3 separate regions of the Homo sapiens genome follow, and regions 1 and 3 are each linked to region 2. The links are chromatin loops, found by intact Hi-C in ENCODE. Cell type or tissue: PC-9. All regions are shown on one strand.

Region 1 (8,000 bases), 73 kb before region 2:
ACCTGCAATGGCAGCAGCGATGTCCTTGATAGTGGCTGCAGCTGGCCAAGGTAGCAGCTTTTCAGTGGCCCCCGAACTGGGCCTGACAGCGTCTCCACCAGCAGACCCAGACTCGGGGTCAGCCCTGCTGCCGCAGCAGCCTCTGATGTTGGAGCATTCCTTGCATTTCCTCTCGCTCCTGCAGCCTTTCCAAATGCTCTGACCACTGCACTGGACTAAATCCCACCTGCTTGAAATTCTTGGATGGGTTTCTGCTTTCCAGGCTGACAGTGGGGCAGCATAAAATCAGGATTCTGTCAGAAAGAAAGAAGGGGGGCCAGGCAACGAGGGAGCAGCTCCCAGTCTCTGCCAGTCCAGCTCAAAATACAACTCACTCTATGAAAATGGAAGACCCAGGCCCACAGCCCACAGTTCTCATGGACTCACTTGCTTATTAGGAATGAGAGGCTGTACCTTGAACGGAGGTTAACCCAATTTACGGGCAAAACTTAAGGCATGCAATTTCCCTACTGTAGAAATCTCTAGAACGTGCCTTCACAGAATGTCAGGGTTCTTCCCCTTGCCATGAAAAATAGGAATAGAAAAAGAAATGTTTTTCCTATGCTAGTCAGCAGGGAAGGTGGCATTAGACTTGGGAACATGTCATTCCTCCAAATAAATCGGGCAATAATGGGGAAGTTAATTTCTTCAAACAGGTATGCTGTCTTCGTCCATTTTCTGCAGCTATAGCAGAATACTGCAGCCTGAATGACTTATAAAGAGCAGAAGTTTATTTGGTTCCAGAGGCTGAGAAGTCTAAGGGCATGGCGCTGGCATCTAGTGAAGGGTCATCCCATGGTGGAAGGCAGAAGGTGAAAGGGAATGCAGGAGACAGAGCAGGAAATGGGGCCAAACTCATGCTAACTCCTAGAAAGCTCAGGCCAAAAGGCTGAAACCACCAACCAGGGTCCCCAGTGAGGGCAGCTGGCAAAGAGAGAAGCGTGCAGTAGGGTGGGAGGGGGTGTCCAGCCAGGCTCAGCCCCAGGAACAGGGCAGATAGAGCCCACTCCTAGACCCTGGGCCTACACTCCTGGCCTCAGCCTCCCTGCAGTGTGTCCCAACTTGGCAGCCTTTATCGTTGTCACAGCAAAGTGTTGGCAGCAGGTGGGGCAGGGACAAGGGAGGCCAAGGAGGAGGCCACAGCAGGGAGGCTGCAGACCCCCTGGCTCACTGCTCACGGGAGCTAAGCCCACTGTCAGGTTCTGGGGCAGCCACTGATAAGGGCTAGGCTGTGATCTGAAAACTCCATGCACCTCCCTGACCCCGGCCTCCCACCCCCACATGCAGAGGTGGCCGCCGGCTTTCAGCCTCACAAGGCGAACCATCACAGAGCAAGACTGCTGCCACCGACGGGCCCAGAATCCTGCCACCTTCTGGGTGGTGCCGATTCCGGAACCAGGAGCTCTTCAGTGAGAGGCCGTGTCCTCCAGGTTCCAGGAAAGAGTGTCTGGGGACACTTCCTGGAAGGCAGCAGGCCCAGAAGCAAAGAAGCTTAGGCAGGAAGGGCCTGCAAGGTGCTTTCATTCAGCCCTGCGTGTTTTCTCACTCAGCAAACACTGTGTTTGGGCTCTGGGGGCAGGACAGAGAGCCAGTAGGTCATGGGTTCTGCCTTCTCCTGTCCAGCCCTGATGCCTGCCAGCTGTGGGGTTCAGGCAGCCACTCTACGGCACTGTGATGGGAAAAAGGAGGTACAAGCTGCTCATGTATTAGCAGAAGCTACCAAGCCCCCCCAACACACCAGAGACACGGGAGATGCGACCACTCCCTGGGCCCGCCAGTCAGCAGTGCGCAAGACGCATCCGCCAGATGGCACCGCGTCAGAAAAGAGCAGATGTAATGCGGGCTTCTGAGAGGGGAAGCAGTTTCTCTTGGGAGGAAAAGAAGGTGCTGGGCACAGGTGAGTCACCTGCATCTCCTCCCTGTGCAGTGGGGGGGCTGGTAAGGACAGGAATTGTGGATGGCCCTGCTCTGTAACTCCTGCCAATTTTCATGGTGTAAACACTCTCATCTTGGTCGACTCCAAGCTTCCAACCATGACACAATTGCCTCCCCAGAGGTCTGAGTCAGGGGTCTCCAGAGAAACAGAACCAATACGAGAGAGGAGAGAGGAGAGAGGAGAGAGGAGAGAGGAGAGGAGAGCGGAGAGAGGAGAGAGGAGAGAGGAGACAGATTTTTGTATGGGAATTGGTTCCTGCAGTTACAGAGACCAAGAAGCCCCACAATCTGCCGTCTGCAACCTGGAGACCCAGGAAAGCAGGTTGTATGACTCAATCAAGTCCCACAGCCTGAGAACTGGGAGCACCAGGTGCCAAGGACCGCGGGCAGGAGGTGTGCACGTCTCAGCTCCGGGAGGCAGAGAACCACTGCCTCCCTCCTCCGCTGCCTTGTTCCCTCTGCACCCATAGTAGATGGGATGATGCCGCCCACACTGGGGAGGGCCATCTTCTTTCCTCAGTTTCCTCATTCTAATGCTAGTCCCTTCCAGAAACACCTCTCAGGCACCCAGAAATAATGTTGCAGCGGCAGCTACCTGGGCACCCCCAAGCCCCAGTGAGTTGATGCATAGCATCAGCCTGCGCAAGACATTCCTGAGCGTGTAACAATCTGCCCTAAGGCAGCGGCCGACCCCGGCAACCACTGCCTGTGGGAGACAGAAGACAAACACCAAGCCTTGTTGGGCCCACCCCAGACAGCCCCAGGGTGTGTGTCCAGATGCGCCCTCTGCCCCCCATCTCCATGTGTGGGGCCTAACGTGTGTGTGGCACCAGTCATGCAGTTGCCTCTAGGGAGCCTGTCTAAACCATGGCATGTCCTAGACACCTCCAGGGGCCATGCAGCTAGAGGACAAGGAAGCTCACAGGGCAGGTCCCGCTGCCCCCAGAGGGAGTCCCTGCTTTTCCTTGTCCTCCTCCTGATCTCATGGGAATGAGACTCCCCTGCTCTGAGAGCCTGCAGGCTCTGCTAGGCCCTGGGCCAGACACTAGCCTCAACGCCACCTCATTGGCCATCTCAGCCCAAGAAAAGGCACAAGCCCATTTCACAGGTGAGGAAATAGAGGCTTTCAGTGTAACCGCCCAAGGGGTTCACCTTGCCTGCTGCCTAGACAGACCTGATTCATCAAGACAGGGGAATGAAAAGAGAAAGAGTATTTCATGCAGGGCCAGCTGTGCGGGAGACCAGAGTTTTATTACTCAGATCAGTCTCCCTGAGCATTCAGGGTGCAGAGTTTTTAAGGATAACTCGGTGAGTCGGGGGAAGCCAGTGAGCCAGGAGTGCTGACTGGTCAGGGGTGAAGTCATTGGGAGTGGAGGCTGTCTTGTAGTGCTGAGTCAGTTCCTGGGTGGGGGCCACAAGATCAGATGAGCTAGTTTATTGAACTGGGTGGCGCCAGTTGATCCATCAAGTTCAGGGTCTACGAAATATCTCAAGTGCAGATCTTAGGAGCCGTTCAGGGAGGGTACAACGAGGCACGTTTGACCCCCACTTCCTCTCATGGCCTGAACCAGTCTTTCAGGTTAAACTTTAGAGCAGCCTGGCCGAGGAGGAAGTCCATTCAGATGGTTGGGGGATCTTGGAATTTTATTTTGGTTTGCAACAGGCTACCAAATCCTCAAAATGGCCAAAGAGGGCGCCATTCACCCATTTTACAGGTAAGGAAAGAGATGCGGTGAACCTGAGGTCGCAGGACCCGTGTATGGAGTCCCAGCCTCCATGTCCTCATGGAAGCTCAGAGGCCCCCTCTCTGTGCCCTTTCCAGGGTCTTCGCCTGGCCTCCTCTTCCACACCCTGAGTTCCCAAACAACTTACCCCAAGAGGGGGTGTGAGAGATGATTAAAACCACCATCCTCTCACAGCTCAGTAAGCCAGGAGTCAGAAACCAAGGTATGGCAGGGCTGGCTCCCGTGAAGCCTCTGCGGGCAGGCTCCTTCCCGCCTCTCCCTGCTCCTGGTAGTCCCAGACGTCTCTTGGCTGTGGCCACACGGCTCCACTCCCTGCCTCCGACTCCGTGTGTGGCCTCCTCCTCCCTCTGTGTTGGTGCCTTCTTTTCTGTCTCTCATGAGAACACTTGCCATAGGATTTAGCGTTCACCAGATCATCCTGAAAATCTGAGACAGGTCTCAGTTACTTCAGAAGGTTTATTATGCCAAGGTTGAGGATGTGTGCCCGTAACACAGCCTCAGGAGGTCCTGATGATATGTGTCTAAGGTGATCAGAGCACAGTTTGGTTTTATAGATTTTAGGGAGACACAAGACATTGATCGACATCTGCAAGATGAATATTGGTTCAGTCTGGAAAGGCGGGAAGACTCCAAATGGGAAGGAGCCTTCCAGGTTGTACGTGGATAAGAGACAAATGGCTGCAGTCTTTTGAGTTTCTGATCAGCCTCTCCAAAGGAGGACTCAGATCTGCATTTATCTCAGTGAGCAGAGGGGTGACTTTGAGTAGAGTGGGAGGCAGGTTGGCCCTAAGCAGTTCCCAGCTTGACTTTTCCCTTCAACTTAGTAATTTTGGAGCCCCAAATCAGTCTCATCACATCTGCAAAGATCCTTTTCCAAATGAGGTCGCGGCCACAGGTTCTGGGATGTGGATGTATCTTTAGGAGGCCACCGTTCAGCCTATGGACTGCAAGCGTATCTTTCCAGGTACAGAAGGACAAGATCAGAAGTCACCTCTCCACCTGTCCCGAGCCGGATGCACAGCTGTCCCCTCTCCCCCTTCCCTTCACTTGTTCACCTTATCTTACATAAAATGTACATTTACTCAAAGTCTCACAAGAATGTCAGCATCTGCCTCACTGCCTACCCCTCCCGCCTTCCCTCTCCTTAAGTACTCCCTTCCCCTTAAATACTGAGTTCCCAAAACCTTCTTTGGAACGCGCAGGTCACAGATGCTCCTGGGACGTGTGTTTTCCTTAGGCGTGTCCTCACACTTTGGCTTGTGAGCCTCTACTGATTGAGACCCCTGCCCCCATCACTTTTTGGCTAAACGAGGACTCAGCTTCAGCACACGGAGGTGGGAGGAGTCCACACAGGTGTGTTATCCCATTAGCCGCAGAGTCCTGCTCTTACCCCACCCCTGGAAGGGAAGATTAGGCTGGAAAAATAAATATTCCTGGAAGGAAAGGCATGTTGGGCAGGCCAAAAGGAAGGTGGGGAACACAAGGGGAGGACGGAATGCATTTCATGAGGGGTGGCTGTGTCTCCTGCCAGGAATGCCCAGCAAGTCCTGGCCACCTGGGGGACAAGGCGGAGTTTCAGTGGGGAGGGTGGGGAAGCTGCGGTCCTCAAGGAAGCAGGTAGAGTGAGTAGGGGGCTGTTCTAAAAGGGAGGTCTGGGATGGCTTTGCCGAGAAGGTGATGTCGAACAGAGAACAGAGGAATCGAGAGACAGCACGGGGCTGTCCGGGGAGGAGAAGGACCCCCGTTGGGGACACCCTGGGATGGCCATGTGCCTGGTTAGGGCGAGGAATAGCAAGTGGCCATGGTGGGCAGGCCGGGGAGGGGGCGCCCCAGGAAGCGAGGTCACGGAGTTTTAGTTCTTCCTCCAGAGATGCAAAGCTTCAGGGGGCTTTAACAAAGCAGGGGAGGCTCAGAGGACCTCAGCGAGGCCGTTGCTGTAGTCCTGGGAGACACAGCAGATGCGGGCGCGGTCAAGGCCCTGGTGGAGTCCGGATGTGGCCAATCCCGCAAGCAGCTGGGAAAAGTCCTAAGGGAGCAGCCATCACAGGAAGCCGTGGGGCCGCGGTTTGCTCTCTAGGCGTTCGAGGAATCTCCAGCAGCCCTTTGGGAAGCAGTTATTGCTCTTTGCCACCGACCTGGGGCTGCCAGGACCAATTCCAGCCCCGCGTCCTGCAGACCCTGGTGCCCCCACTGCCGGGGACACGCTCAGCTCCACTCCCATGTAAGTGGGGCAGGAAGTGCAAGCCAACTGCCCTGGGGAAAATAACACTGGGGACAGTCACGCAGAGCAGCGTCATCGCCAGGCTGCCTGACCAAGGCGGTGCTGACCAGGATCTGGGAGCGAAGAGTCCCCCGTCCCCCACCATGACTGCGCACCTCCACCCACCTAGGCACCCAGAGTCCAACCCGGAGAATCGCCCTGAACGCTCCCTCCTCAGTGCCCCCAAGCAGCACCAGGCCCTTCTTGTGTTAAATGCCTCAGGTTCCGTCCCCCACGCCTCCCAAGAATTTCTCTAGATATGCACCCGGCCTCACTCCTTCTATTCTTAAATCCCATCAAGGATTCTCTGTGGCTTTTATAAGATCCAAACCCCACCGCGGGGCTTATGAGGCTCCATCTGACCAGGCCCTGTTCCCCTCTCTGCCCCCACTCCCATTCCTGCCACAGCCCCCCCCAACCACAGGACCTTTGCACTTGCTGTTCCCATCATGAGCCTACTAACTGCTCCCTGCCTAGCTATGCTGGGTCTCCTTCCAGGCCTCAGGTGACACCTCACTTCCTGACCCTCCAGGTCTGTTGGAGCCCCAACACAGGCTCTCCAGAGACATCCTCTTTCCCCCACTCCAGCACATGGCCTGTGTGATGTGGGCTGTTGGCAGCACAATTCACAATGGTGGGTTTAGCTCTCCTCTTACTGCCAGACTCCAGGAGGACAGGGGCCACACCTGCTTTCCCAGGTCAGGAACGGAGCCTGAGATGTGTTAAGGCTGAGACTGTTTATTTTAAACCATGGAAGCAGCAGCTGCTTCTGTGCAGAAAGGGATGGAAAGTCACCTTGAAGCTTTGCCCTCTCAAGTCACCTGAGCAGGCTTCCTGGGTAATGGAGAGGTGGGTGCTGTTTACCTCCTGCCCTGTGGGAGGGGTGCAATAGAACCTTTTAGGTCCCTGTATTAGTCCGTTCTCACACTGCTATAAAGAACTGCCGGAGACTGCGTAATTTATAAAGAAAGAGGCTTAATTGACTCACAATTTAGCATTGGTGGGGAGGCCTCAGGAAACTTACAGTCATGGTGGAAGGCGAAGGGGAATAAAGACAACTTCCTCACAAGGCGGCAGGAGGAAGTGCTGAGCAAAGGGGGAAGAGCCCCATATAAAAACATCAGATCTCACGAGAACTCACTCAATATCACGAGAACTCACTCAATATCACGAGAACTCACTCAATATCACGAGACCAGCATGGGGGAAACCGCCCCCATGATCCAACCACCTCCACCTGGTCTGTCCCTTGACATGTGGGGATTATAGGAATTTTGGGGATTATAGGAATTATGGGGATTATAATTCAAGATGAGATTTGGGTGGGGACACAAAGCCTAACCCTATCAGTCCCCCAAGGTAGACCCCAATACTATCCCTTGCCAAGCTGGGGGCTCGCAAAGGAGGTGCAAGGTGCATAAGAAACCCAAGGCCTTCCAGAGAAAGGGCCTGCACCCTAGGGTGTGAACAGGGTCATCGAGGGGAAGAACCGGAATGACAGGTGGACATCCAGGTTAACAGGAGCCGGGTGCTAGACAGGAATGCCGATGCTTCTGCCCTGGGCTGCTTCGCAGGCTGGGGTCAGGGCAGTGGGGACAGCCATGAGGTCGCAGAAGCCCATCGCCTCATGCTTTAATCAGTGACACTTCCCCAAGGGACCCACAGTCCAGGAGGGGAGGAAAGTGGCTCTCCTGGTGCCTTGGCAGGGCAGGGGCGGGGAAGTGGGTGGTTTGGATGCGGAGGCACCTCCCCACGCATCCTGCGGTTCATGGCCTGTGTGCCCTGCCTGTACCAGCTCCAGGGGCCTGGGGGAAGAACCCCAGTGTAGTGTCCATCACAGCCTCACACTTCTGGGCTGGGACTCACCACACTGGCCACTCCCTGTCCAGGGCTGCCAACCCATGCAGGCAGGGTCCATGTTTTGTCCCTTTGTCCCCACAGCCTTGCACACCACCAGCCTGACTCAGTGCTAAATGCATGAAGGAACTCATGACCTCAGAGCCCAAGGAAGTGCGTGCGTG
Region 2 (8,000 bases):
ACCCCAGAGGCCTCAGCAGAGCTCCCTTGTGCCTCACTAGTCAGAGCTGCAGCTGCTCGACAAACTGGGGCCTGCCCCAAAGGGCCACGGAGCGCCAGTCTCCCAGTAAGATGAAGGGTGGACACTTCCAGGGCCAGGCACCTCCTGGCACATCCTCAGCCTGGGATCTGCGCTCTGGGACTGACTTGGAACTCAGAGGGCAGGGTCTGGGCCCGTGGCAGCGCCGCCCCGTGGTGCTGCAGAGCTGAGGTGCCTTCAGAGAAGATGCCCATTTATTCTCACTGCTCAGGTGTGATGAGTGCGGCGCTGCCACGGAATGCCACACGGCTGCTGCCAATAATCAGGCAGATATACCCAATGGAGAGGCACCAGGGTACACTGCAGAAAGTCAACGGCAGAACAGTGTGGACTGCATGTGACCTTTTGTATAAAACCATAGAAATAACTTTAAATAGAAACATCGGGGGTCAGACGCCATGGCTCGCAGCTGTCATGCCAGCACTTTGGGAGGCTGAGGTGGGAGGACTGCATGAACCCAAGAGTTCAAGGCCAGCCTGGGCAACATAGCGAGACCCCGCCTCTAAAATTTTAAAAGTTGGCCAGGCATGGTGGCGTGCATCTACAGTCCCAGTCACTTGACAGGCTGAGGCAGAAGGATGGCTTGAGCCCAGGAGTTCAAAGCTGCAGTGAGCTATGATCTTGCCACTGCACTCCAGCCTGGGCGAGAGATCAAGACCCTATCACTTCATAAAAATAAAAGAGAAACAAATCAGGATTTTTTTTTCTGGAAGGACTAAAAAGGACTGCTGCAGTATTTCTGGGGAGAGGGTCTCATGGAGGAGGGAGGAAGGTGTAGGTCTTACCTTTGTCATCTGTGATATTTACATTTTTAAAGCCCTGTCAACAATTCACTTAGGATTTTTTTTTCATGCCACTTAGAGTGGCCCATGTCAGGAAATTATGAGTGTTTTTATTCTCTGTAACTCTAAAAACAACCTCAACATAGCAAGCCTGACACCTTTTTTAAAAATACCAATCTGGTGGATCCCTGCTCCAGAGCAGCTGCTCTCCAGTGTGGTGAGAAACGCTGGCAGATACGGTCTTACTTCTCGAGGAGCCCCATCCTCTTCACAGATGTGGACATGGTGGGGCAGGCGTCGGACAGCGCCCTGGGAAGGGCCTGTGCAAGGCAGCCTCAGCCGCTCTCCCCCAGGAGACATTGTAAGGATCCGTGCACAATCTTTATGATATGAAGATGCTGCGCACGTTTCAAGCGGCTGCATCTGAAACAAGCCAGGCAGTCAGCTGGGGGCTTCCGAGTAACTGTGGCTTCTCTGGCGTGTGATGTTTATGAAATACGGTTCATCACTGTGAGGATGTGGAGAAAGCTGGGAGGAGGTGGGCTGAAACACAGCCAGAGCAGAGACCACAGCACTGACGACTGCTGGGGAAGCTCTCCTTGGTTTGGCCTCCCCAACCAGGCCTCGGCTGGCAAGGATGCAGCTCATGAAATCTTCTTCCTCGGGGTGGTCCGGGGTGGCCGCAGCTCCGCAGGCCCATGGGCAAACGGGCAGCAGTCCGTGGACAGAGCGCAGCCATCAGGGTGATGCATGAAGAACCAGCAGAGGCGGGTTTTGCAGGCTTCAGAGAGCAGTCTCTGTTTCGCTTCCGGTTGCTTTGTCTTCCACAGTGTCTCCTCTCGCCAGTCGCGGATGTGAACTCTCCCATTCACAACTGTGGTTTGGAACAGAGAAGACACACTGAGAAGTAAACCTGAAAGTTCCTTAATTCACCAGCCTCTCTTTAGCTCCCACGCCACGGGAGGTGCCAATCCAGGGTCAGGGATACAACCGGAACACAGCCTAGAGTTCCTGCTGGTCACAGTGAGTCTGCCTCCAGTGGGAGTGACTGAGGTATGGGATGTGTCTTCAGGCAAGGCCGGGGAAGGTGAGCCCTGCGGGAAGTGAGCGGCAGCCCTGCGCAGACCCAGGAAGAGCATTTTAGGCAAAGCAGCAGCAAACCCGAGTGTCCCAGGACAGACTGCACCAGGACTGGCCACATTCGAGGGACAGCCAGAGGGGAGGGCAGAGGACAGAGCTGGGTCCCTTGTGGCCTCATCATTGAGGCCACCGACCTTCCCTCTGGCTGAGAGGCAGGTCCTGCAGAGCCACCATTTTAGAAGGATCACTTGAGTGGAGGAAGGAGGGACCACGGTGTGAGAGCCGAAACACGAGAAAACATCTGTGCTGCAGCCCCGACCTCTGAGGACTGTGTCAGCATTACGGGCAGAAAGAGGGGCAAGGCGCAGGTCCCTCCACGCAGTCTAAGGACGGGGCTGGTGCAGGGCAGCCTCTGCTCCTTGGTGCCGTCCCGGTGCACTGGGTTTACATGCGCCTCCCAACCGGAGCCCCTCCAGGTGCAAGTGTGGAGTAACAGAGGCCAATGAGCTCTGGAACAGGAACACGAAGGGGGACCTGCCTATGTGCAGTAGTTTAGATACCCCCTCTGAAAGTGCCACTGGGACCCAATGGCCAGGGCTGATCTCCAAACTGGGGAGCTGGAGGGACATCAGAGTGGGGTGGGGCCAGGAGAGGGCTGCTGTGGGCCCGCTCGTCACCTGGGTCCCAGGCCTCGCAGGCCTCCTCTAGGCTGCCTCCTGACCCCGCCGCCCAAATTGGGCCGAGATACCCCCCTACGCTCCCATTTGGCCGTTTCCTTGTGGGAATCCAACAACTCCCCGTGAAACATGGCCAAAGCAACCACCTCCTTCCTGGTTCTCGCTGGAAGCTAGGAAACCGCTCACGACAGAAGGCTCGGGGGAATAAAGGAGCCTCAGTGAGGAAGTCTGGCTCACCGACTTCCAAAGAGAACTTGAAAGTGTAGGAATTAAAGCTCGAATTCTGCCTTCAAATCACCTTGTGTGTGGCAATAACGAGCCTGTGTGCTTTTGACAGACTGATGTTTTACAGTTTCCCCTGAAACTAGAGAAATGAGCCCAGAGAACGGCGCCACAGTTGGGGGCTCACCCTCACAGCCTGGCTGGAAGCACCGCCAAGGCCAGGCCTGACCCTGTTTGCCCTCCCACGGCTGCCTCTCTGTCTCGCCTCCCAACATTGGAGCTGAGGTTTCTTAACCTGAAGTCTCCTGTTAAGGCAGTCCCGCGACACTCTGCCCATGTCCCCACAGCAGCACCTCCTGGCGCAGCACAGAAGGGCACATCCTGGCCACTGAGGGACCTGGAACCCTCTAAAGGGTGCTCAGGAGGAGCCCCAGGGGCCAGAGCTTCCCCCCAACTCCCCATGATCCCAAACAGTGAGGGGCCTCTGGCCTGATGCCCTGACCTGTCAAGAGAATGGGGGGTGGGGGATCACTGAGGCCAAAGGCTGAGTACAGATTCCCCTCAGAGCCAGCCTCGGCACCCCCTTCCCCACCACAACGTGACAGGCCAGCTGGCGGCAGGCCCTCCCACGCGGCTCCGGAGTTAAGAGCACACCCAACCATGTTTTGGAAGCAGGACCTGCAGGGTGTCTAAGGACTGAGGAGCGGGCGCTGATGATAGAGATGAGGCTCCCGAACGGCGCAGGCAGGCTCCAGGCTGGCCCAGCCTCACTGACCCACTCCCCGTGTCTACAACCCTGGACATGGCAGGTAGCTCCCGGCCGCCCCTCTTAACACCTGAGCCCCCATCTGGCCAGGTGCCAGAAGGGGCGGCCTTCCAGAGGCACTTGCTCTAGCCAGCTAGAAAGACAACCAACAGCTAGAAAGACTCTCCTCCTCTGGAAATGTGCTCCTCATTTTGAAATGGAACCACAGAGCCACAGTCTGCTCCACCCAAGTTCCTGCCGCCTCCTCCCTCCTTACCGTGCGCATCCCCTGGGACTCTACCTCAGCACAGGAGCCGCCATCTCCACCACTGCTTCTGACAGCAGACAGACACTCCCTTTCACCAAGTTGCTCTGAGGAACGGGTTGAGGATTACAGTCCTCGGATGATGCCATAGGCTCAGGGGTGCCAGTGCTGGGTCAGACCTGGCCCGGACTGTGGCGTGGCCTCTCCACTCACTGGGAGACATCGGGCCGGCGCACTGACCTCTCTGAGACTTGTCTACATGTTCAAGGAGGAAAGGCCTGCTCTGCCATGAGTGCAGGATGAGATGAGGCCCCGCGTGTACCCGGCAGCACGGTGCCAGGCTCCATACCAGCCAGCATGGATGCAGCGCGCCGCCCCTTGGCGGCCTCAGGAAGGGGCAGGGACAGAGGCAGGGCTGGCCCTTGTGGCCCTCATGGGTCATGCTCAGGGCTGGCTGACCTGAAGCCATCTGGAAACATTTCCAATTCCTCACTCTCATAAACATTTTCTGAGACTAGCCACGTTAGCTTAAAACAAAACCTAAACCTCATACAGAGATAAGACCCAGCTTCAGAGCATAGTTTTCGCATGACTGGAGGAGAATGTTTATTTGGAACCCAATTCCCAGGCCTCCTACTCAGAAGCGTTTCCAAAAACAAGTTTGCCCCCCCAGGGTGACCTGCACAGAAAAACACTGACATACAAGCAGACTCATCATGGGTGAAAAAGACAGTATTTCAGGAAACCAACAAAAACAAGTGTTGGGAAAGACAGAAAGAGGCCCCGTGGAGGTGGGAAGTATTCTAACTGCCTAAAGCTCTATGCAAGGAAGAGCAGACTCCAGGCAGCAGGCCCAGCCCAGCCAGCAGGCCCAGCCCAGCCAGCACTGCAGGCCCAGTGTCTACTCTGGGGGCAGCCTCAGGGACACGCTTCTGCGCCTGCCCCGAGAAACACAGGCTCCAACCATGCTCACCGGCCCCCCACCCAACAGCAGCTCTCACCTAGAGAGGCCAGTTCAGCTGAAAGCCAAGTTCAGCTCTCCAGGAGCAGGCAGGCACACAAAGGCAGTGTGTGTGTGTGCACAAACCCACACGCTTGCACTCTTGTGTACACATGAGGAATGGCACACACACCTGTGCTCTCTCACACACCCAGAGAGCCAGACACTGTACTGCACCTGATCCCCACGGCTACTTCATGGGCAGGGGACCCAGAAGCTAGGGTGTAAGCCAGGCCACTCCTTCCCACTGTGACTTCGGTGTCATCCCTACCCATCAGAGGCCCAGTCCTTTTCCTGGTCATGGCGGCTGTAACCCGACCAGCTCCCACTCTTACTCCTCCCAACCCTGGCTCTTTGCAAATGCTGTTCGCTCTGCCTAAAGCTGTTCTCTGTTCCTGACTCCTCTTTTCCTTCCAGGCCCAGCTCAAGTGTCATTTCCTAAGTAAAGCCCTCCTGAGCCCACTCGGGCCAGGCCAGTTCTCCCTGCACATCACAACTCACAGAAATGTGTGCTTAGGGCATGGTGGTGACACAAGAAGACACCTACTATTCTTAAAGATGCACGTGGAAGTACTTAGGGGTGAAATAGCATGCTAGCTAGAATTTGCTTTAAAATACTTACAGAAAGAGGAAAAAAAAAAAAAAAGCGCCACAAAGCAAGTTATGGCAAACTCCCCAGCCGCTGGCGCTGGTAAACCATGGCTCCCTGCCCTGTTCCTGCCCCCTCTGTGCACACCTGGAAGCTGCAGATGATGGAAGTGTGTACACCACTGGCACCTGGGTGAGCACCTGCTACATCTCCCCCCTCCCTCACTGCACCACCGGCTCCAGAAGGCCAGGGATGTGTCTGCCTTGCTTTGCGGGCTGAGTGAATGGACAAGCGGGTGGAGGGCCCTCCTGCCTCCCCATACCCTGGCAGTCCTGGAGTCACAGGGCGTTGGGGAGCAGGGGAACTGGGTACCAGGACCTCCGCCTGCCCAGGCCCGTGGGGCGAGGGCCACAGGAGTCCAGGCCTCCGCCTGTGGGGCAGGGCTCACTCTTCCCACTCCCCACCCTGGCTCTGTGGCTCAGGATGCTTTCAGTTTGCAGCAGCTAAAGATGACGCCAAACAATGACCCCCAGCCAACAGGGGACCGGCCAGCGGCTACCCGACTTGCTCTGTCCTGCGTGGAGCAAGTGGAGCTGAGGCGTCAGCAAGCACAGCATAGGGGGAGAGAGACCAGCCTGGGGACATCGCATGGGACGAGGTCCAGAGGAGCAAGGAGGGAACGGGGTGACCCACGTCCCACCCTGAGGTCAAATGCCACCCACGTCAGAGCTGGGTGGGGCACCGCGGAACTTGCTGCTTCTGTCAGATTCTTCAGTGAGTCTAAACCACTCTAAAATAAAACATTATTTAACTGAAAAAAGGGGGAAAAAGAAGGAAAGAACGGCGGGGGAGAGGCGGACTCCGTACCTTGGAACACCTGGTGGCTGTTCCGGAGCAGCGTCTGCAGGCCCCCACACTCCCGCTTCAGCCTCCGCAGGGTCTCCGTGTCCAGCTCGTTGGCTACTTCTGCCAGAGATAGGCTCTCTGTGGAAAAACGGGTTTTTTTTTTCCCCAAAACAACAGCAAAATATTACGAACCTGTCACACAGGCAGAAACAGTCCATTTCAGTTCCATACACTCACACGCGTTATGCACTCCAGCACGAAGGACGATTCCATCTCACCTAACCCACACCACACCGCACCAAACCGTGAGGGCCGTGGCGTCCCCACCCAGCTAAGGTGGCACAGCCTGACAAGACGCAGCCCCACACATGCCCCATGCCCGCACAGGGCCAGGCGTCAGGTGATGCTGCCTGCTCTGGGTGGTCACCTCAAGCTCTTCTCACTGGTGACCCATGAAGGGGGGTGGCTGTTTGGAGCCAGGGTTTCTCAGACTAAAGAAGGAAGGCCAAGCTGGCAAGCCTGGGGCCTGAGCCTTCCCAGTGGCTGCTCCAACCATGGGGCAGCCAGCCTGGCGCTACCGGCTCTAGGGTGGCCAGCAAGGCCATGCTAGGCACTAAAAAAAGGAACAGCACAGACACCACAGTGATGGTCTCTTTCCCATTCGAATTTCTGCTTTGAGAGCCTGCAGGTATTTCAAAATGCTCTAATCAGAAAACCTGGTGACATTAAAGTCATTTATTACCAAAACATCAAATTGGATATGAATGAAAGCTGGTTTTCCTGCATGTATTTGCCAGGAACTTCCTATCTGCCAGGTGCTGCACCTCACATCTTATCCACACCCTCCCAAGCTGCAGGAGAGCGGAGGAGACGGCGCCTGTCTGTATGCAGCTGAGCCTGTCAGACCCCTACGGATCAGGACACCACACTCCTGACCCAGGAGCCTGGTGCTGGCAGCCGCTGTCGCAGCTGCTGCGAGAATCCTGCCCACCCAGCCTGGCCAACCTTCTGAGTCCACCTCTCGGCTGTCTCAAATCCATTCTGAGAGGAGCGGGAGTGTTTTAAAAAAGATCACATATTGTCCCAGTCAGCCTTCCCTGTTGCCCCGGCTCTGGCCCAGCATGGACTCCATAACAGGGAATCTCACACTCAGCCATGGGTGCCTCCTGGCCTGGCATATCCGGCCTCTTGGTTTCTCATCCTTTGACGTGTGCGGTCTTGACTCCTAGCCAGGCAGGACTTGGAGCCTCTTGAGGGCAGGGCCCTTTCCTACCCTATTTCTCAGCAGTGTCCCACAGGGACAGACGCCGAGCTAGGATGGGTGAGGTCCTGGAGACAGAGCCACACATGGCCCACAGGCACAGAAACGCAGAGGTGCCTGCCTGAGGACAGGCTGGGTGGGGGCGACCAAAGGCCCTGAAGGCCGCCTGTGGGCGGGAGGGAGGCAGTGGGCTGAGAGGCCAAGGCCACGTGGAGAGTCCCTAACAAGCCCCAGACCCACGGACACCCATCTGGAGGGGACGGGGGTCCAGAGCCTGTTAGGTGCCCTGATTCCCAAGTTCCAAGGCGCAGGCAGGACTGAGCCCACCGCTCACCCATCCCCGCTCTCCATCTCCAGGTCTGTTCCTCCTTCCTCCTCACCCACCGAAAGCCGTCCATCCCAGGCACAGCTGACATCTGTGTGCCCGTCATCTCCTGGGAATTTAAAGGTCAAAC
Region 3 (8,000 bases), 61 kb before region 2:
TCCCTGGGCCTCCCAAATCTAGTCCATCCCAGGAGGCCAGGGCTGTAAACCCAGGGTTTTGTCTTCCCCATTTCCATCCCACAAGGCCTTGGGGGAAGGTTTGTCCTGAGGTTTGCCAGATTAAAGGCAATAAAGAGCCAGTCTGAGCAAGAAGAGGCCTTTTCTGGGGTCTCTGGAACATTCCTCCTGGTATCCAGAAACACGTGGCTAATGATGCTGACACCCAGGCAGGGCTTGGCCCTGGGCAATTGGGCCGGGGTCTGATCCACAATGACCTCCAGCTCAGGGGACATGTCACCTGAGAATTTGCCCTTCCTACAAGCCAAGACCCCACCTCACCCCACCTGCCGAGGTTCTCTCAGCTCCCCTGACAGCTTCCTTCTATCAGGAAAAGACAGGTCTTCAGCCCCTAGGAGGTTCTCAGCTCCCAGCCCCGCTGACAGCCTTCTCCTATTAGGAAAGAACATGTCTTCAGGCCCTAGGAGGGTCTCAGCTCCCCTTTCCCCTGACAGCCTTCTCCTATCAGGAAAGAACATGTCTTCAGGCCCTAGGAGGGTCTCAGCTCCCCTTTCCCCTGACAGCCTTCTCCTATCAGGAAAGAACATGTCTTCAGGCCCTAGGAGGGTCTCAGCTCCCAGATCCCATGCCTGACTAAGAGCAGTGGCGATGGAGCATGGGGCGTGACAAAAGGTCTGCAGGTGGACAGACAGAATGAATGGAGGGGCTGGAAGCAGGCAGCCTGGTTCCTGGTCCAGGAGTCTCTGTGAAACCATTGCCACTGACCTCCTCACTCTGCCACTTTCACTTTTCGATTGAGTCATTCCGCAGTTTGAACGTGTGCCAGACTTCAGCAATCACAGGAAGGATGAGAGCTCTTCTTGGCCCCAACTCTCCCTTTGTCCTCTGCAACCGATTACATTACACTCGGCTCGGCTAAACCAACCTGAGCAAGCGTGGGAAGGGTGGGTGGATGGTCAGTGTTCTGGAAGGATCTCCCGAGAGTCAGCAGAGCTGAGCTAAGGCCCCAGCTCCACCAGCACAAGCAGATCTCCCAGGCAGCTGTGCTGCCTCTGCGTCCCAGGAATACCTGTACTTTCCTGCCTCTCAGCCTTTGCTCAGGCTGGGCCTTCCACCAGACTGCCCTTCCTGTCTCCATCACTGGACCTTTCCTAGATATGAAACAGGTCCCGGCCAGAGGTGATGGCCCCTCCTCCCCTTCGTCCCCCAGTACTTGTGTGTGCCAGAAAGACCTGGATGGAGAAGGGGACTTGATCTTATAACATGGGGCCAGACAACTGATGTCCTTTCCTTGATCCTACAGCAAATCTGGGACAAAAATTCTATTACCCTCATTAATGAGAAAAGTGAGGTGCAGAGCATTTACCCCCCATGGCTCAGCAGGTGCCTGACTGAGGCAGCAAAGGATGGGTGCCGAGCCTGTCTGGCCCCTGCCCTGTCTGCCTTCCCTCAGTCAGTACCAGCCCTCGGTTTAGTTCCTGCCACTTCTTTATCCCACACGTGTTCAGTGGGAGCTGGTTCCTGGGGACTGTGCTGGATGTGGGGCACCCAGGGTGAGATAAGGCCAGCCTTGCTCCCATGCCTCCCTTGGAATGGTGTTGGAGGCCCATGCGTGAATAGGCACTCGCGTGCTGCCAACCCGAGGATAAGCCCCAGCCATAGTGGACAGTTGTGCTGGTTTCTAAAATCACCCCCTTCTCCCATGGGGTGTCCCATCGCCCAAGGACAGGGTGATGGTGACCCTGTCCTTGGCCCTGGTGCCATTTCTCTTGGCTCTGATTAGCCACTCTTTCCACGTTTCCATGCAGCCGTTCCAGGCACAACTACTGCATGCTCTGGGTTTGTGGGGGACACAGAAATGACTCCTTTCCTTTGTAGACTTTATTCCTTCACAGGCAACTGGAGGACTTGGGGGGCTACTTTCAGCTTGATGCCTACCCTCCCCGTAAGAACAGGGCCTATTTCCCTGGTTTACAGCTCTACCCTCAACAAGCCAAGCACAGGGCTTGCCCCAAAGAAGCTGCTTAACACACACTTGCAGAATAAATGGCTAAGAGTCGTGGTCTTTAGTCTCCAAGAGTGCATGGTCTAGAGGGATGACAAAATACAGACACATCCCTGGAAGAAGCAGCCGAGCCAGCTGGCATCACCCGCCAGGGCCTGCCAGGGCTGCTGCTGAATTGCTGGGACCTTGGTTTTGGCCAGCCATGGTCCTTTGGCTGGGGTCTGCAGTGGGGAGCTCAGTCAAGGGAGGAGAGAAAACCCAGGGGGCTTCCTGTAAGAGCTCTCTCGGGGGCCTTCCTGTAGGCCCAGAACCCTGGGCAAAATGAAAACACACAGCCTCCTGTTCAAAAAGCAGGAGGAAATCTTTATCCTTCCTTCAGAGTTATCTCTCTCTCTCTCTCTCTAAAGTTGTCATGGTGTTTTAATTTGCTATTTGATGTCACTCTCCCTTGGACATGGATGCTTACAGGGTGAGGACAGATGCAGACAGGAACTCAGGACCCTGCTGTGCAATTCAACATGCCAGGCACCTGATCCCAACTCTGACTTCCCTGCCCCTGAACCCAGGCCCCAGGGCAGAGGGCAGCAGTGATTGTCAGGTGAGGGCAGGAGGCATGGGACAAGTATCAACCTATAAACAGAGGCTTGGCAATAAAAAAGAGTCAAACTGTGTAAAATATGTGAAGGGATTTATTCTGAGCCAACTATGAGTGACCATGGCCAAAGGCACAGTCTCAGGAGGTCCTGAGAACAGGTGCCCGAGGCGGTTGGGTTACAGCTTGATTTTACATATTTTAGAAGGAGAGAAATTACAGGCAGAGACAAAAATCAATACACGTAAGGTGCACATTGGTTCAGCCTAGAAAGGTGGGACATCTTGAAGTAGGGGCTTCCAGCTTGATATGGTTTGGCTCTGTGTCCCCACCCAAATGTCATCTTGAATTGTAATCCCCATAATTAATTCCCATGTGTCTAAGGAGGGACCAGGTGGGAGGTGAATGGATCATGGGGATGGTTTCCCCCATGCTGTTCTCACGACAGTGAGGGAGTTCTCATAAGATCTGATGGTTTTATAAGTGTTTGACAGTTCCTCCTTCACACACCCTTCTCTCTCCTGCCGCCATGTGAAGAAGGCCCTTGCTTCCCCTTCACCTTTGACCATGATTGTAAGTTTCCTGAGGCTTCCCAAGCCATGTGGAGTTGTGAGCCAATTAAACGTCCTTCCTTTATAAATTACCCAGTCTTGAATATTTCTTTATAGCCGTGTGAAAACAGACAAATACACAGGTCATAGGTGGATTTAGAGATTTCCTGATGGCAAGTGGCTGACAGGGTTAAGCTCTGCCTGAAAAGTTGAAGTCAACAGAAGGAAATGTTTGTTGTTAAGAGAAGGGGGAATGTGGAAGCCAAGGTTCCTGTTATGTGTCAGACTCTCCTTAGTTAACTCTCTCCTGGATCAGGAAAAGACTGGAAAGGGAAAAGGATTCTCTACAGACTGTAGGTTTTCCCAGTAAGAGACAAATTTGCAGGGCCATTTCAACATAGGTACATTCTGGGGGTAAACTGCTTCGATCTCTTTCAGGGCCTGCTATCTGTCATGTGATGCTATACTAGAGTCAGGTTGGAATTTGGTATCTTATTGCTACAAGGAGTCTGTTTGGTCAGCCTCAGGATCTCTGTTTTCATGTTAATGCTGGTCAGTCATGTTGAAACTCCAAAGGGAGGGGGTATAATGAGGCGTGTCCAACCCACTTCTATCTTGGCCTGAACTAGTTTTTCAGGTTTACGTTGGAATTCCCCTGGCCAAGAGGAGGGACCATTCAGTCAGCTGGGGAGCTTAGAATTTTAGTTTCAGTTTACAGGCTCCAAGTCCCCAGCACATGCTCCACTCTCCCTTAGACTTTACACACAAGACACAGATTCAAAGATAAACTGCCAACTCCAGGGCACTAAACCCCAAGCCTAGGGCCCTGTTCGTCTATGGCCGAGCCAGCCCTGCCTCCTTCCACCCCTGCCTGAGGCCACTAGCCAGCTAAGGACCAAGCAAACCCATCCTGCTGTGGTGACGGGCTATGGCCTCCCAGAGGACACTTTGACTCCATGTCCCTGCGTCCTGGTATGGCTCCAGTGACTGTATATAAAAGGTGCTGTTGCCTTCATGAAGAGGGTGCGAGCTGTTTTCTTTTTTTGGCGTAGACACAGTCTGTCTATTTCACCTTCTAGTTCAGGTCTTCCACCCCTGCTGCTGTTGGTGTTCCTTTCTTATTTCCCTTTACCCTGGATCTTTCATTTAATTCTTTGAAAATATGCTATTGATGGGGCATGGTGGTGCACACCTGTAATCCCAGCACTTTGGGAGGCAGAGGCAAGTGGATCACTTGAGCCCAGGAGTTTGACACCAGCCTGGGAAACATAGTAAAATCCTGTCCCTACAAAACATACAAAAATTAGCCAAGCGTAGTGGTGCTCACCTGTAGTCCCAGCTGCTCAGGAGGCCAATGCGGGAGGATCACTTGAGCCCAGGATGTCAAGGCTGCAGTGATCCAAGATTGCACCACTGCACTCCAGCCTGGGTGACAGAGCAAAACCTTGTCTCAAAAAAAATAAAAAATAAAAATAAGAGAAGAGAAGAAAATCTGCTATTGGTGGTTTTTCTGTTGTTCAGACACTGGTTTATGCTCAGTGCTTCCAGGAATGACCCACCTGCCCCTCTCACTTTCATGTCTGCACCTGCCCTCCAGTTGTTTAAGGTTCTGCCTCTGGATTTTCACTTTTTATTCTTGTTCTTGCTTTCTCATGCTTTTTACATTCATGGAATCATTGATTTTTACCCAAAGTTTTGTGTGGTTATCTCCTTTTTTCAGTTTATCACTTTGATATGTAATTTCAAATTTATTTCAGCACATTGAGCTGATTTAACATTAACACACATTGAGCTGATTTAACATTAACACAACATTTCCCTTATTTTATTTTATTTTATTTTTTTTTTTGAGACAGGATCTCGCTACATTGCCCAGACTGGACTACAGTGGTATGACCTTGGTTCACTGCAACCTCGGCCTCCCGGGTTCAAGCAATTCTCCTGCCTCAGCCTCCTGAGTAGCTGGGATGACAGGCATGTGCCACCACGCCCAGCTAATTTTTTGTATTTTTAGTAGAGACAGGGTTTTGCCATGTTCCCCAGGCTGGTCTCGAACTCCTGACCTCAGGTGATCCACCGTCCTCAGCCCCCAAAATGCTGGGATTTCAGATGTGTGCCCCTGTGCCCAGACACTAAAATCTTTATTTCGATGTCTATTCCTGACAGATTACCTAAAAGATTAACTAAGGCTTACTTTACTTTTTTCTTCTTCCTTCCTTTTCATATTTTATTCTTTCTTTATAAATGTTTTTTGTAATGAATGGCCAGTGACTTGGTTGGAATAATATAACAAAAAATACCCCAAACTTCAGCAGCTTCATGTGATGAACATTTATCTCCCACCTCCCCTCACCCCCACCCCAGTGCTGATGTTCCTGGTGGTGGGGGCAGGGTGCTCTGCTCCACTCAGTCATTTAGGGATTCAGGTTGTGGGGACTCTGCCATCTTGGGGTGTGGCCCTAGGTCACACTGGATGATGTAAACTAAAAATTAAATGTTAAGCCCCTCAACTGACTGAATGGGCCTCTCCTCTCTGCCAAGAGAGGACAGGGCATTCCAAAGTTAACCTGAAAAACCAGTTCAGGCCGTGATGGGAAGCGGGGTCAGACATGCTTCATTTTACCCTCCCCCCTTTGGAATTCAGGCACAGCTGACCAGCATTAACATTAAAACAGAGGAGACCTTCAGACTTTTTGTAGCAACAAGGCATCAAATTCCAGCCGGACTCTAGTACAGCATCACACGACAGATAGCAGGCCCTGAAAGAAATTGAAGCGTTTTACCCCAAAATATATTTATTTGACATATTTTGAAATAGCCTTGCACCTCAGGTGATCCGTCCACGTTGGCCTCCTAAGATCCCAAAATGCTGGGATTACAGGCATGAGCCACTGCCCAGCCTAACAACATAAAATTTTAAATGTCCACCATGTAACCCATAATGATGTGGCCCAGGAAGTCCCAGGAAACCCTCAGCTCATGTGGAAAAGACAATCAACAGCCGCCAATACCTGGATGACCCGGATGTTGGAATTCGCTTATGAAAACTTTAAAGCAAGTGTTGCAGAAGTAATCCAAGAGGAAGAGGTGAACACTATTGAGTTCAGAGGAAAGATAGGAGATGTCAGCAAAGAAACAGAAGCTACAAAGAACCACATGAAAAATGCAGAACTTTCAAATGAAGTAATCAGAAATGTGAAAGCCCACTGTATGGGCTCAATAGTAGAACAAAAATGACACGGGAACGGGTGAGTGAACTTGAAGATAGACCAATGGGCCAGCCATGATGGTTCATGCCTGCAACCCCAATACGTCAAGAGGCTGAGGTGGGAGGATGCTTAAGGCCAGGAGTTTAAGACCAGCCTGGGAAACACAGCAAGACCCTATCTCTACAAAATAAAAATAAAAATAAAAATAAAAAAATTAGCCTGGTATAGTGGTGTATACCTGTAGACCCAGCTACTCTGGAAGCTGTGGCAGGAGAATCGCTTGATCCCAGAAGTTCCAGGCTGTAGTAAGCTATGATTGTGCCACTGTGCTCTAGCCTGGGCAACAGAGCAGGGCACTGTCCCTTTAAAAAAAAAAAAAGAAAAGAAAAGAAAGCTAAAGCAATACAATTATTCAACATGAACAGCAGTGAAGAAAATATTTAAAAATGAACACAAAATCCAATTGCCCTTCATTATTATTATTATTATTATTATTATTATTATTATTATTATTATTTGAGATAGAGTTTTGCTCTTGTTGCCCAAGCTGGAGTTCAATGGTGCAATCTCGGTTCACTGAAACCTCTGCCTACCAGGTTCAAGCAATTCTCCCATCTCAGCCTCCCAAGTAGCTGGGATTACAGGCGCACACCACCATGCCTGACTAATTTTTTGTATTTTCAGTAGAGACAGGGTTTCACCATGTTGGCCAGGCTGGTCTCAAACTCCTGATCTCAAGTGGTCCACCCACCTCAGCTTCCCAAAGTGCTGGGATTACAGGCGTAAGCCACCGCACCCAGCCACCAATGCCCATTCTTGATAAAAATTCTTAACAAACTAGGGATAGAAGGCAGCATCCCCAACCTGACAGAGTGTCTGCAAAACATCCACAACTAACTTGTACCCTATGGTGAAAGACTGGGTGCTCTCCCAGTGAGAGCAAGTAGAAAGCAAGGCACCCATTCTCAGTTTGGTTTACACTGACTAGAGGTCCTAGCAAGGGCAATTAGGCAAGAAAAATAATTAGAAGACATGCAGATTGTAAAGGGAGAAGTAAAACTCTCAATTTGGAGATGACACAAGCTTATATGTAGAAAATCCTATAAAAGCTACAAAAAATCGTATTAGAGCCAATAAACAGCTGAGCAATTTTGCAGGATGCAAGATCAATATATGAAGTCAGTAGGATTCCTGTACACAAGCAACACACAACCCAAAAGTGGAATTGAGAAAAAAATAGCATCAATACCATCAAAAAGAATAAAATACTCAATAAATTTAACCAAAGAAGTGCAAGACTTATTCGCTGAAAACTACAAAACATTGTTGAAAGAAATTAAAGGAGAGTTAAATAAATGGAAAGGTACTCTGTATTCATAGATTAGAAGACTAGACTTATTAGGATGCCCATACTCCTCAAACCAGCCTACAGAGTCAGTGTGGTTCCTATCAAAATTCCAATGGTGTGTTGCACAGAATGAATAAGCTGATGCTAAAATTCATGTGAAATTGCAACGAAGCCCAATAGCCAAACAATCTTTAAAAAAGAACAACATTGGGGCCAAGTGTGGTGGCTCACACCTGTAATCCCAGCACTTTGGGAGGCCAAGGCAGGTGGACTGCTT

Evidence for each region. A loop is a pair of places that touch in the nucleus more often than their neighbours do. Peaks named below come from ENCODE experiments on the same cell type or tissue, not always from the same donor. Only the 100,000 strongest peaks of a DNase experiment are listed, where the experiment ranks them.
Region 1: it touches region 2 in a loop (6-fold over the local background); 30 of 110 quality-filtered maps call a loop at or near these places.
Region 3: a loop joins it to region 2, with 7 times the contacts of the local background. A loop is called at or near these places in 30 of 110 quality-filtered maps.

Annotation. Positions count from the first base shown.
Region 1 is chr4:8,542,912-8,550,911 of GRCh38, reverse strand. No RefSeq gene overlaps it. Among named protein-coding and RNA genes, the nearest start is that of GPR78, 33 kb to the left of the region's middle. RefSeq lists an enhancer at 5,702-6,389. In PC-9, CTCF peaks have their summits at 1,803 (motif pointing right) and 3,696; DNase peaks (open chromatin) are centred at 1,941, 2,301, 2,671 and 3,421; H3K4me3 peaks cover 1,388 bases; H3K27ac peaks cover 4,270 bases.
Region 2 is chr4:8,469,506-8,477,505 of GRCh38, reverse strand. TRMT44 (tRNA methyltransferase 44 homolog) reads right to left here. Exons shown (of 11, transcript NM_152544.3): 10 at 6,306-6,422; 11 at 951-1,734. The coding sequence ends at 1,505. Among named protein-coding and RNA genes, the nearest start is that of TRMT44, 33 kb to the right of the region's middle. RefSeq lists an enhancer at 5,593-6,241. In PC-9, no CTCF peak of the experiment used is centred here; a DNase peak (open chromatin) is centred at 4,475; H3K27ac peaks cover 1,689 bases.
Region 3 is chr4:8,530,200-8,538,199 of GRCh38, reverse strand. No RefSeq gene overlaps it. Among named protein-coding and RNA genes, the nearest start is that of GPR78, 46 kb to the left of the region's middle. RefSeq lists enhancers at 3,805-3,944, 4,025-4,164. In PC-9, no CTCF peak of the experiment used is centred here; DNase peaks (open chromatin) are centred at 829, 3,789 and 5,729; H3K4me3 peaks cover 1,208 bases; H3K27ac peaks cover 5,346 bases.